Linked DNA regions of Homo sapiens: all the other regions are linked to region 1. The links are chromatin contacts, found by Hi-C or POLR2A ChIA-PET in ENCODE. All regions are on one chromosome and are shown on one strand. Each heading gives the region's core, a stretch centred on a gene start or an enhancer-like site at or near the end of the contact. The rest is flanking DNA. Distances are from core to core; before and after follow the strand shown. Region 1 holds the start of CHMP6 (charged multivesicular body protein 6). Region 2 holds the start of FAAP100 (FA core complex associated protein 100). Region 3 holds the start of EIF4A3 (eukaryotic translation initiation factor 4A3). Region 4 holds the start of TSPAN10 (tetraspanin 10).

Evidence for each region. A loop is a pair of places that touch in the nucleus more often than their neighbours do. ChIA-PET counts read pairs that join two places held with the same protein, here RNA polymerase II (POLR2A). Pooled maps may share reads with other maps.
Region 2: a loop to region 1 is called in a map of CD4-positive, alpha-beta T cell, with 6 times the contacts of the local background. The contact joins the promoter of FAAP100 here to the promoter of CHMP6 in region 1. A Hi-C loop is called at or near these places in 1 of 168 maps with a recorded cell type or tissue (CD4-positive, alpha-beta T cell) and 1 of 50 pooled maps.
Region 3: a pooled map shows a loop between it and region 1 (6-fold over the local background). The contact joins the promoter of EIF4A3 here to the promoter of CHMP6 in region 1. A Hi-C loop is called at or near these places in 2 of 37 single-sample maps with no recorded cell type and 7 of 50 pooled maps. POLR2A ChIA-PET finds 5 or more read pairs at or near these places in 1 of 52 experiments (activated CD4-positive, alpha-beta T cell).
Region 4: a pooled map shows a loop between it and region 1 (6-fold over the local background). The contact joins the promoter of TSPAN10 here to the promoter of CHMP6 in region 1. A Hi-C loop is called at or near these places in 1 of 50 pooled maps. POLR2A ChIA-PET finds 5 or more read pairs at or near these places in 2 of 52 experiments (HEK293 and WTC11).

Annotation. Positions count from the first base shown.
Region 1 is chr17:80,990,486-80,993,479 of GRCh38, reverse strand. CHMP6 (charged multivesicular body protein 6) reads right to left here and starts at 1,639. Exons shown (of 8, transcript NM_024591.5): 1 at 1,499-1,639. The coding sequence starts at 1,561. RefSeq lists silencers at 937-1,126, 1,137-1,286, 1,417-1,746.
Region 2 is chr17:81,551,035-81,553,769 of GRCh38, reverse strand. FAAP100 (FA core complex associated protein 100) reads left to right here and starts at 1,417. Exons shown (of 9, transcript NM_025161.6): 1 at 1,417-1,604; 2 at 1,718-1,842; 3 at 2,567-2,735. The coding sequence starts at 1,440. LOC124904085 (a long non-coding RNA gene) reads right to left here and starts at 1,411. Exons shown (of 2, transcript XR_007065947.1): 1 at 1,264-1,411; 2 at 1-728. RefSeq lists enhancers at 1-361, 891-1,010 and silencers at 411-480, 491-570, 1,151-1,310, 1,451-1,690, 1,751-1,850.
Region 3 is chr17:80,145,634-80,148,618 of GRCh38, reverse strand. EIF4A3 (eukaryotic translation initiation factor 4A3) reads left to right here and starts at 1,491. Exons shown (of 12, transcript NM_014740.4): 1 at 1,491-1,826. The coding sequence starts at 1,658. RefSeq lists enhancers at 1-122, 123-836, 837-1,549, 1,550-2,264 and silencers at 833-1,022, 1,863-1,912.
Region 4 is chr17:81,635,677-81,638,551 of GRCh38, reverse strand. TSPAN10 (tetraspanin 10) reads right to left here and starts at 1,356. Exons shown (of 4, transcript NM_001290212.2): 1 at 1,146-1,356. NPLOC4 (NPL4 homolog, ubiquitin recognition factor) reads left to right here and starts at 1,440. Exons shown (of 17, transcript NM_017921.4): 1 at 1,440-1,636. The coding sequence starts at 1,622. RefSeq lists a silencer at 1,501-1,710.

The sequences.
Region 1 (2,994 bases), core at 390-2,889:
CCACGGAGTCTCCCCCTCGCCGTGCCAAGGCCTGTGGGTCCTCTCGTTGCTACAGTGAAAGGTGCCCCCTGCCCAGCCCCACTGCTGGGGAGACCCAGGGGCCAAAGGCAGGCAGGTGTGGCCAGGCTGCCCCCCTGTAAAACAAGGTCTCAGTGGAGGGTCACAGGCCACGTGGGGAACACCTGTTATCCTAGAAAAACAGAAAAAAAAAAGCAATCATTTGTGCTAGTGTGTGCTAAGGATGCTGTTCCCAAGCACCCAAAATCCCAGGGAGACCTACGGCAGCCCGCAACACGGGTCTGCACAGCCGAGAGCCCACAGTGACCCTTGGCAAGTGGAAAGCTGTGCTTGAAGAGAAACCGGAGCTGAGTCCTTAAAGAGAGGGGAGGGAGTGCCTTGGGGCTGGCAGGGTAGGTGGAAGGTGGACGATGGAGGCTGGGTCCAGCTGTCTTGCAGGCAGCTCGGGACGGTGCCCAGCGCTGTGCCCATCTTCTCTAGGGACAAATGTGCCCGTTGTTTCTTTTCACAGCTTATGGACTCAGATGCCAACGTAAGATTCCCTCTTTCATTTACATTCGCTTCTCTTTTAGTATAAAATTAACCTATTTCTGTTGCACAAAATTTAGAAAAGAAAGCATCCGAAAAAGCTAGCCCTGCTTTCATTTCGGGGTCTCTTTCGTGACACGTTTATCTCGTTACAAAAATGGACTATTCTTAACCCGCCCTGTCCCTGACATGCCAGGCGATTCCTCCTCCTACAGAAGCTAACTTTCACATGGGAAAAGGCACCACCACCGGCCCGGCTGTGCCCCGGGGGGTCAGTCTGGAGTCGCCGCAAACAAACGCGCCAAACACGGTGGTCCCGTACCCAGGCGCTGCGGAAGCCCGGCAGGACCCCGGCAGGACCCCGGCAGGCGTTCGGCGCACCTGTCGGCCGCTCCTCGGACCAGGGCAGACTTCCTTCCAGTCCTGGCCTGGATGGGGTGAGGGAGAGGGGATGCCCCGCGCTGCCTCGCGAAGCCGGCAGCACCGCCGGGGCTCCGGCCCAGGGCACCAGGAGGCAAATGAGCCGCGGGACGGGGGCGGGGGCAGCGACTCCGGGAGAGCCGGGACCTGCTCCCGCGGGCCCAGAGCCAGGGAAAGCCCAGCGCCGCGCGGACCCCACGGACGGGCCGCCAGGCTGTGGCCGAGCCCCGAACGCCGGCGTCGAATCCCGCAGTCACCAGCCGCGCCCACCCCGGCGGGGCTCGCAGAGGCGGACGCGCGGGCCCCGGGGAAGACGGCAGCCACGGCGCCGCGCAGGAGACCCCGGCCCGAGGCCCCGCGGGCGAGGAGGGACGCAGGGCGGAGAGACCGAGGGGCCCGGCTGCGCGCTGCGCCTCAGTTTCCCCATCCGAACGCGGGGGGCCGAGGGCGCGGGGCTCTTCCGGCCCCGCCGCCCGCCCCGGCCCCGTCGCCTGTCCCGGCCCCAGCCCTGACCCCGGGCCCGGGCCCTCACCAGGATGGCCTTGTCCTGCTCCGTGACGCGGCTCTGCTTCTTGCGGCCGAACAGGTTACCCATGGCGGCGCCCGCCCCTGGCCCGGGACCCACCAAGTCCAATCGCCACCGCCGCCCCGCGGCCACCGTAGCTCGGGTCCTCCCGCTACGGCGGCCGCGCCGGGCCAGGCGCCGCGGAACGCGAAGGCCGAGCGCCGCCTCCGGCCGCGCGCCGTTGCCGCGGGTTCGAAACCACAGCCCGCCGGTCTCGGCGACCGCCGCGAACACCGCGGCCTCCTTGGACCGGTACGGAGAAGTGGCACGGATACCTGGATGTTAGGGCCCGCGATGTTCGGGCCCGGGATGTTCTAAATGACGTGTTTCCGTGCACCCTTCCTGTGCAGGTGAAGGCAAAAATTTCTTATCTCCTAATTAGGTGGGATCCTTTTAGATTAACATAATTCAGTCTCCCCAGGCTTTCAGGAATCTTGTGCAGGAATCACTGTCCCACTGGCTCTGAACACAAAATGCCGCATTAATGATGTGATATCCAACGTTTTGCACTTTTTTTTTTTTTTTTTTTTTTAGATGGAGTCCTGCTCTGTCGCCCAGGGTGGAGTGCAGGGGCGCTATCTCGGCTCACTACAAACTCTGCCTCCCGGGTTCAAGTGATTTTCCTGCTTCAGCCTCCTGAGTAGCTGGGACTACAGGTGCCTGCTGCCACACCCGGCTAATGTTTGTTAGTAGAGACGGGGTTTCACCATATTGGCCAGGCTGGCCTTGAGCTCCTGACCTTCTGATCCACCCACCTCGGGCTCCCAAAGTGCTGGGATGACAGGCGTGAGCCGCCGCACCCGGCCCGCTTTGCACTTTAAAATGTTCCCTGAAATGCGACCAGCAGCGCCCTCCACCCAGCCTTTCAGCCCTGGGATCTTCCCTCTTCCACTGCGCTGCTCCCTGTCTGTAGATCAGTGCCAGGAGGAGACCAGCATGGCTGGGCTCAGCTTCTCCTTCCAAGGAATCGTGGCTGCGTCCCCCACAGAAGCATTCTTCCCTGGGGGGCTAAGAAACACATGAATGGGGATAAAGGGTAAAAGGGAGAAGCCACCCCGGTTCCCGCCTGAGTATCCTGACTGTGGTTCCTGAGCATTCACTAAGTGTCAAAGAAAAGCACTCAGCTGAGGATGGCTTGAGGCCAGGAGTTCAAGACCAGCCTGGCAACATAGCAAGACCCCCGTCTCTACAAAAAATATAACAAATAACATCAAAAGGAGAATAATTATCACCTGTTCCAAACCTCTGGACTCCAGAACCTTCACTGAGGTGAGGGGGCCCCTGAATTTTTGTGGGGTTCATCTCCCACCCTCTGATTTGTCTCACCAAGACATCTGAAGTACTTTTTTCCTTGGTGTCCATGGGGACGTTGAGGAAAAAAAAAAAAAAGACTTGCTACTCCCTGCTCCTCATGAAGGGGGAAGGAAGAGCTGGGTAGAGGAAGGCGTGATCCTTGGCTAGGG
Region 2 (2,735 bases), core at 168-2,667, 560 kb before region 1:
TGTTACCATCCGTATGGAAGAGATGGCCTGGGAGGACTGGATGGGGTTGGTGTGTGTGAGCGAGTGACTCACAAGGCTTCAGAGGGTTAAAACTAGCAGTCAGAAGACCTGCGGATTCCTGTGGGGAAATTCGGTCAGAAGACCAGCGGAGGATCCCTGTGGGGAAATTCACAACGATGCGGCATCTGACTTCCTGACTCTGAAGGCCAAATGAGATGCACCTGGCCCTCCTCTCCCCACTCCCCAGCATCAAAGACAGCATTTCCAGCCCAAACACCTTCAGAGCAGCCCTGGCGAGAAGAGAGGAGCAAGGAACTGACTCCAGGTGCCGCACTTGAGTCTGTCTAACCCAACATTCAGAATCAGACATCCCCGTTGCCTTGGGGTCAGTCCCCACCCCAACCTCAAAGGGGGGCGGTCAGGATGTCTGCAAGTGGTGCTTTGTGCTCCAGCAGGTGCACCCGGACTCCACGATGTCTGCCTAACTTCCAAGCCCAGTTTTGCAGCCCTGCCCCTAGATTCTCCCTCGAGGGTGTCTGGCCTTAGCGCTCTTCAGATTGGCTTCTTAAACGGAGGGAGGCGGGCCGGGGGCGGGGTTCCTTGGTCATTTACTTGTGAATGGTGTGCCTGGTTTCCGCTCTCTTCCGGGCATGGAGCAGGTGTCCGTACTGCAGGCCCCTCCACGGGCGTTCTCTGGTCAGTACTTCTCTCCTGGAGGAAGTGGAGAGCTGCCAGGAGGGAGAGGGTGGAGGTATCTTGCCCTGGCTCACAGTCATTTTCTTGTCCTCTGCCCCCAACCCAGAAACCCCATTGGTGTACTCCCTGTCCCCACGTGTTCAGCCACGGAGGGAGGGACGCACTTCCACCTAAGCTGGCTCACTCCGCTGGGCCCTGAACGCGGGGGCGGCCGGGGCGGCTCGCAGAGCACAGGGCAGAGACCCATCCCTAGGACGACAAGAGCCGGCGCTGCCCCACCCCGACCCCGGCTGGAGTGCGCTCCGGCAGGACCCAGCTGCTCTCCGAGAGCCCAGAGAATCGAGGCGTTTACGCAAAAGCCCGAGTAGCTGAGCGCTTGCTCCGGGGAGACGCCCCGCCCAAGAGCAACCTCTGCTCGGCCAGGACCCGCTTCCCCACCCTGGGGAACCCGTGCAGCAGCCGGGGCCATGAAGCCGCCGAGGGCTCCCACCAGCCCGGCCGGGTCAACCTCGACCTGCGGCACGGTGCCGCGGCCCCTAGGAAGGCTCCCCTGCTCCCCGTGGGTACCAGCGACCGCCCCAGCTCCCGGAGTCCCTGCAGCGCGTCCTTTCCGGCCCGCCCCCGGCACCGCCGACCGCTTTACGGCGGAGGTCGCGCCGCACAGCGGGCTGCCGTAAAGCGCTCCGAGGCGGAGCCGCCGCCGCGCGGCCGGGGCTTCTCACTCTGACGGGCCCGCGCGCACGATGGCCGGCGCCGCGCCGCGGGTCCGCTACCTGGCGGGCTTCTGCTGCCCTCTCGGGGGCCTGGCGGCGGGCAAGCCCCGCGTGCTGTGCCATGAGGCAGAGGTCTTCCTGTCCACCGGGAGCGAGCTCGTCTACGTGTACGACCAGGAGGGCGGGCTGCTGACCGTGAGCGCCGGCCCGCGGGGGCGGGAGGGACCGGGCGGGGGCGGCGGTTCGCGTGAAAATGAAGACCGCGGGCCCGCGCGTCGCGTCGGCCTGACCCGCGCCCCGGTCCGCAGGCGGCGTTCCGGTTCCCCGACCAGGTGTGGCACCTGGAGCTGCTGGCGCCGCGCAGGTTGCTGTACGCGCTGTGCGCCCGGAGGGGCCTCTACTGCCTGTCGCTGGACCACCCGGGCAGGAGCAGGTGAGGGCGGGCCCGCGGCCTCCCTCCCGCACACTCCTGCTGCCCCCGGACTGCTTCAGAGCGAGCAGCCCCACCTCATCGCGCTTGGGGACCCGGGCTGCCGCCAGCTCTGAAGCCTCGGCCGCCATCCCTGCCCGATTATCTGGAGCCCCTGCCCCCAGCACTCTTTCTGCAAGTGTCTTGCTCACAGTCCTTAGTAAGTGGGGTTCACATGGTTAAGCCCACGGCGGGGCGCGGGATCCTGTCCTTTGGGCCCTGGTGGCCCGGTGCTGTCTGGTGAGACACGCCCCCGAGGTTGGGTCTTTATTGGAGGGAGGAGACAGCAAAGGCACCGTGACCCCGAGTCAGTGATCAGTGGACACCATCTGGGTTGGAAGGAAGCGAGCTCCGGGCAGCCAGGCCTGTCTTCAGTGCAGAGCCAGCAGCTGCTGACCGCGGCCCAGGCTGTAGAGGGGGCAGCCTGTGCACTTTGCAGCCTGGGCCTCAGCCTGACGGTTCTATGCTGACAGGTGTCGGTTCACGCTGGTTTTGGATGCCTGGTACTTCTTGTCAAGAGTATCCTTCGTGGGGAAGGTGGGAGGCCATGTGGCAGATGGACTGCTGAGCGGCCTTGGGGGTCACTGCGGGAACCCCTGAGCCAGACTACTCCATGCCAGGTTATTGTGAAGAGAACGTGGGAATCCCACCCTGCCCAGGCCTGACCAGTGCGTCCCTGTTCTCAAAGGTCTACGAGCCAGGATGACAGGGACAGCGAGGACGGTGACCAGCCTTCCCCCGTGATCCCTGTGGACCCCGATGCCTGCATCCTTCCCGATGCTGCGCTGTGCGCGTTCACCTTGCTGGACAGTGTGCTGGTCACCCTGGTGCAGGGCCCTGCCCGATGGAAGATGCAG
Region 3 (2,985 bases), core at 242-2,741, 840 kb after region 1:
GCGACACTGCACTCCAGCCTGGGCGAACCGAGCAAGACTCCGTCAAAAAAAAAAAAAAAAAAAAAAAAAAAAAAGGACAGAGCTGGCGCTCGTGGAAATACAATTTTCCCAAAGTTAAAAACATGATTCTCAACAGCATGAACTGCCCTTCAAAGATGATGGAGCTGCTTCAAAAGGCGTTAGAGGAGCTGGGTACGAAGAAGCACTTAAAGTGTCAGATAAGAAAGCGGTTAGTGGCTGCGCGTGGACACCTGTGGTCCCAGGTGCTCTGGAGGCTGAGGCGGGAGGATCGCCTGTGCTCGGGAGGTGGAGGCTGCAGTGAACCGAGATCGCGCCATGGCACTCCAGCCTGGGCGACAGGGCCAGACTGTCTCAAAACAAACAAACGAACAAACAAAAAGCAGGTTAAGATGCACAACTGGTTAAAGTTCTGCTGGGCAATTAAAAAATGATCCCGTCTGGGTTATCTTTGCTGCAGGACACGCATTAGCAGCACCGTCTACTGACAAGTGGCCTTCATTAAGAGCAAATTGCAGGCTCAGCATGTATTTTATTTATAACAGCTGCTTGCCGGGCACAGTGGCTCATGCCTGTAATCCCAGCACTTTGGGAGGCCAAGGCAGGCGGATCACCTGAGGCCCCGCAGTTCAAGACCAGCCAGGACAACCCTAACCCCCGCCTCCCCCAACCCCGTCTCTACAAAAAAATTTAAAAAATTAGCCGGGCGTGGTGGCGCGCGCCTGAGGTCCCAGCTACTCCAGAGGCTGAGGCGGAGGCTACAATGAACCCTGATCCTACCACTGCACTCCAGCCTGGGCGACGGAGCGAGACCCTGTCTCCAACTCACCAGGCAAACGGTGAAGACACACCCAGGCGCGTCCCCTAAGAGGGACGCCGGCTTCAGGGGCCCTGGCCCTCCCCAGCGCAGACCCGCCGGAGCCCAGCGCCGCGCCGGGGCCCACCACCGGCGGCCGTGAGGGTTTCCACTCGAATCTCCCCGGCGAGCTGGGCGCCTCCACTACGGGTCTGCGACGCAGTCCACCCACTGCGGGCCCGAGAGAGGACCCGTGCTCGTCATTTTTATTCGAGGCGGGGCTATCTGGGGACCCCGCCCGGAGCGGAGGCCCCTCGCGGCCCCAGCCTGTTTCCAGGGAATTCAGGTCCACACGCCGCTCAAAGAACCTCAGCGCCCCAGTCCGCGAAATCCCGCGGCCGGTACGAAACACCGCCAACTTTAGAAGTACCACCCCCTCCATCCCTTTCGTAAGGAACTGGGTGCCCCGCCCTCAACGAGATCCCGCGGGAACTGCATATGGCGCGAGAGCAGAAACACCTTACTTTTCCCTGCGGCAAACGCCCAGTTCCCTTTCACGTGACGAAGAGTGCCCCGTCCCCCAGAGGCGTGGCCGCGTCGCGCGTACGCACGTACGCACGTACGCACGCACGTCTCTCGCTTTCGCATACTTAAGGCGTCTGTTCTCGGCAGCGGCACAGCGAGGTCGGCAGCGGCACAGCGAGGTCGGCAGCGGCACAGCGAGGTCGGCAGCGGCACAGCGAGGTCGGCAGCGGCAGCGAGGTCGGCAGCGGCACAGCGAGGTCGGCAGCGGCAGCGAGGTCGGCAGCGGCGCGCGCTGTGCTCTTCCGCGGACTCTGAATCATGGCGACCACGGCCACGATGGCGACCTCGGGCTCGGCGCGAAAGCGGCTGCTCAAAGAGGAAGACATGACTAAAGTGGAATTCGAGACCAGCGAGGAGGTGGATGTGACCCCCACGTTCGACACCATGGGCCTGCGGGAGGACCTGCTGCGGGGCATCTACGCTTACGGTGAGCGGGCGCGGGCCGCGGGGGCCAGCCGGGGGCGAGTCGGGGGCGAGCCGGGGGCTGAGGGCCAGACTGGTGACTCCCGGGCCGGCCCTGCGCTCCGGAGGTCGTGGTCAGGGTCGAGGCTCGGGGGCCAGTGACGTCCGACCCCCACCCCCACCCCCGTCCTCGCCCTCACGCCTGGCTGTGTCGGCGCTTTCGGTGTGTGTCCCCCGTGCAGAGCTCGGCGCTGGGTCTGTCGGGGGCTGCAGCCGCTTCGAGGCACCTCAGCGTCCTTCATTCAGCAGATAACTGATTTCTACCTATTAGCTTTTCTAGGTACTGGGGTTTTGGCGGTAAACCGGAAGGGTTTGCGCCTTTACGGGTTTTGAATTTCGTTTGGGGGGAAAGCATACTGTCAGGTTGCCCAGGCAACCTGAAGAACCTGAAGCGGGGTAATTGAATAGAGTGGGACTGGGAAGGAGGAGAGAATTAGTAAAGCAGAGAGGTAAGGGGGTTCGCAGGAGGGGGTGCCATTTGAGCAGAGTTCTGGATGAAGGAGACTGTTATGAGAAGAGGGAAGAGCAGTTGGGGCAGAAGGAACAGCTGGTGCCAGGGCCTTGCAGCCCTTAGCCAGCTGCATTCCAGGAACTGAAAGAAGTCCCCTGTGGTGGGATTTTGGAGAGCTAGTCGGGGCAGATCTAGCAAAGACGTGTAGGGTGACGAATAATTTGAATTTCATTTAGAAATCTAGTGGGAAGCCAGTGGAAGGTTTTAAGTAGCTATGTGACACGATCACATTTACAGTTTTAAAGATTCTTCTGGGTGTCTGTAGATTTGAGGTGAGGCGAGGCAAGGCAGGAGAGGAAACAAGAGAGTTGGGAGCTTTTGCTGCAGTTCAGGGAAGAGAGGATTGTGCTGCCTTGGAGATGGAGTACCAGGGAGCTGACAGCATTGGCTGATGGATTGAACGTGAGTGACAGAAGGAGGAGAGTTGGAGTGTTTTGAGTAACCGGTGGTTGATGCTGCAAACATTTGGCTAGGTAGGCAGCACTCCAGAGAGTCAGAATCAGGAGCTGTCTCTTGGTATGTTTGAAAGATGTGAGGAAGTTGAGGGAGAGCCTGGAGAAGAGGTTGGGTTGGGCACATAGATGGGAATGACCAGCATCTGGGATAAATGGCC
Region 4 (2,875 bases), core at 107-2,606, 650 kb before region 1:
CCCAGGTGGGCGGATCACCTGAGGTCAGGAGTTCAAGACCAGCCTGACCAACATGGAGAAACTCCGTCTCTACGAAAAATACAAAATTAGCCAGGCATGGTAGTGTGCGCCTGTAGTCCCAGCTACCCGGGAGGCTGAGGCAGGAGAATCACTGGAACCCAGGAGGTGAAGGTTGCAGTGAGCCGAGATCGCGCCACTGCACTCCAGTGTGGGTGACAGAGTGAGATTCGGACTCAAAAACAAAAAAAAACAAAAAACAAAAAACTCTGATCCCTGAATTCTCAAGGACACTAATTTTTTTTGAGTAGTAATAAAACCTCAGTAACCTGTACAAGCTGGCTCTGTGTGAATTAAACTCTTTATTGCAATTCCCCTGTCTTGATAAAGTCTAGGCAGTGGGCAGGGACAATATGTTGGGTAGTTACAGTGGCACCCTGAGCAAACTAATACAATTACTAACATAATTTAATCAATTAATGTAATTTAACATAGTTTAAAAAAACTGTCACAGTAATTGTGATGTTGTGAAATATGTATACATTTAGTCTTCCGGTTTCCTGGTATCCAACTCCAAAAATCCTTAGAATCTGTGAAGTGACGTCTTTTTTTTTTTTTTTTGAGATGAAGTCTCACTCTGTCGCCCAGACTGGAGTGCAGTGGCACCAACTCAGTTCATTCTAACCTCCGCCTCTTCGCTTCAAGAGATTCTCCGGCCTCAGACTCCCGAGTAGCTGGGATTACAGGTGCCCGCCACCACGCCCAGTTAATTTTTGTATTTTTAGTAGAGACGGGGTTTCACCACGTTGGTCAGGCTGGTCTTGAACTCCTGACCTCAGGTGATCCACCTGCCTCGGCCTCCCAAAGTGCTGGGATTACAGGCGTGAGCCACCGCGTATGGCCTAATTTTGTATTTTGAGTAGAGACGGGGTTTCACCATTTTGGCCAGGCTGGTCTCGAACTTTTGACCTCAGGTGATCCGTCCACCTTGGCTTCCCAAAATGCTGGGATTACAGGTATGAGCCACCGCGCCCGGCCTGAAATGCAGTTTAAACTCGTTTGTTTTTCTTATGTTAAATTTAAAAAATACTTAAAAAAAAAAACATGAAGGTGTGATCCTGCCTTCCTGAAATTGTTTCTCTACTTACCTGTGCATGGAGAGAAGTTTGGAATGCTGTTTCCCCAATTATAATACGCTATAATACGCAGCAGTAGTTATTTTTGGGTGAGACTTCGGATGCTCGTCTTTGCTTCCTTTTTGGACTTTCCTGTGCCGCTTGGGTTTCCGAGGACGAGCAGAAGTAATCTCAGACGCAACTTTCCAAAATCCCCTCCTCCAGTTGCAGGGATGGCGGGGGCGGGTCAGCGGCGCCGCCCTGCGCATGCGTCGAGCCGTTGGTGGGGCCGGAACCTGGTTTCCCGGCCTCGCGCCCGAGGGGAGCGTATTGAGCGAGGCACCGGGACGTCGGCGGCTGGCGGAGCCGGGCGGGCGAAGCTGGAGCGGCGGTGGCGGCGGCGTAGGGAGGCCGGGGCCGGGGCTGAGGCCGCGGCCGGGTCTGCGAGGCCCTTGGGGCGGCAGGCGGCGGCGGCCCGGGGCTCGAGCCCGGAGGCAGGAGCAGCCGCCATGGCCGAGAGCATCGTGAGTGCGGCGGCCGGGCGGGAGCGGGGACGCCGGGATGAGGCAGCAGATTTGCCGGCCTCGGCCTGTGGGGGAGGCGGGCCTGCCGGCGCCGCGACTCGGCCCCTTTCTCTTCTCTCGCCAGGGCTTTCTCTGTAGTGGCTGGGCCCCTCTCGGGGACTTTCACCCCCCTCGGCTGCTTCCCGTCCGTGTCCCTCCCCAGGGGACTTACGACCCCGGTTCCCCGCCCTGGGCAGGGAAAGGCCGAGCCTTTCTAAGCAGGGAGAATGGACTGTGGCGAAGAGAAACCGCCCTCCTTCCCCACCCGTTTCCCGGCTCCAGGAGACTTCCTGGTCTAATTCCAGGGACTCCCAGCCAGTCCTGCCCCTCTCAGAGCCAGGGACACCTCTTATCCTAATCTCCCTCTGATTCTCTCCTCCTGCTCTCCCGCTTCCCAGCAAGTGCCTTGTCATGAGTCACTAAGGAGAGCAGCTCTGCAGACGGGGACGTTACAGAGCTCCCTCCCCACCAGAAGACCTGGGAAAATGAAAACACAGTAACTTGCCGGCTTTGCTCCTTACTTGGAAGGACAACTTGACAATTCCTCTTTAAAAGGAATGTTGTAAATGATGTTGATTTCACTTTTTACCTGAAATTGAAATTGTCGGCCCGGCGCAGTGGCTCACGCCTGTGATGTCAGCACTTTGGGAGGCCGAGGCGGGTGGATCACCTGGGGTCAGGAGTTCGAGACCATCCTGGCCAACATGGCAAAATCTTGTCTCTACTAAAAATACAAAAAATTAGCCGGGCGTCATGGCGCACTGTAATCCCAGATACTTGGGAGGCTGAGGCAGGAGAATTGCTTGAACGCGGGAGGTGGAGGTTACAGTGAGCTGAGATCCCTCCATGGCACTCCAGCCTGGGCTATAGAGCGAGACTGCGTCTCAAAAAAAAAAAAAAAATTGTCACACACTCCTCCTTAACGTAAAAAATATCAGTGACAAATCAGAAAACCAGTCCCTCGTTAAGTTGTGAGAAGTTTCTTCCCAAAAGTAAATGTGATGGGAAAAAAACTAACTGACCATTGGACAGGAGCATTTTGGTTAATATTAAGGAAGATTTGGGATTTCTGGGGGAAGCTTAGCAGTATTGGGTGAAGAGTAATGTTCATACTGTAGCATTGTGACAGTCTCTGCAGTTTTGCCAGGTGTTGTCTAGAATAGGTCTCCAGGCCCGGCGCGGTGACTCACACCTGTAATC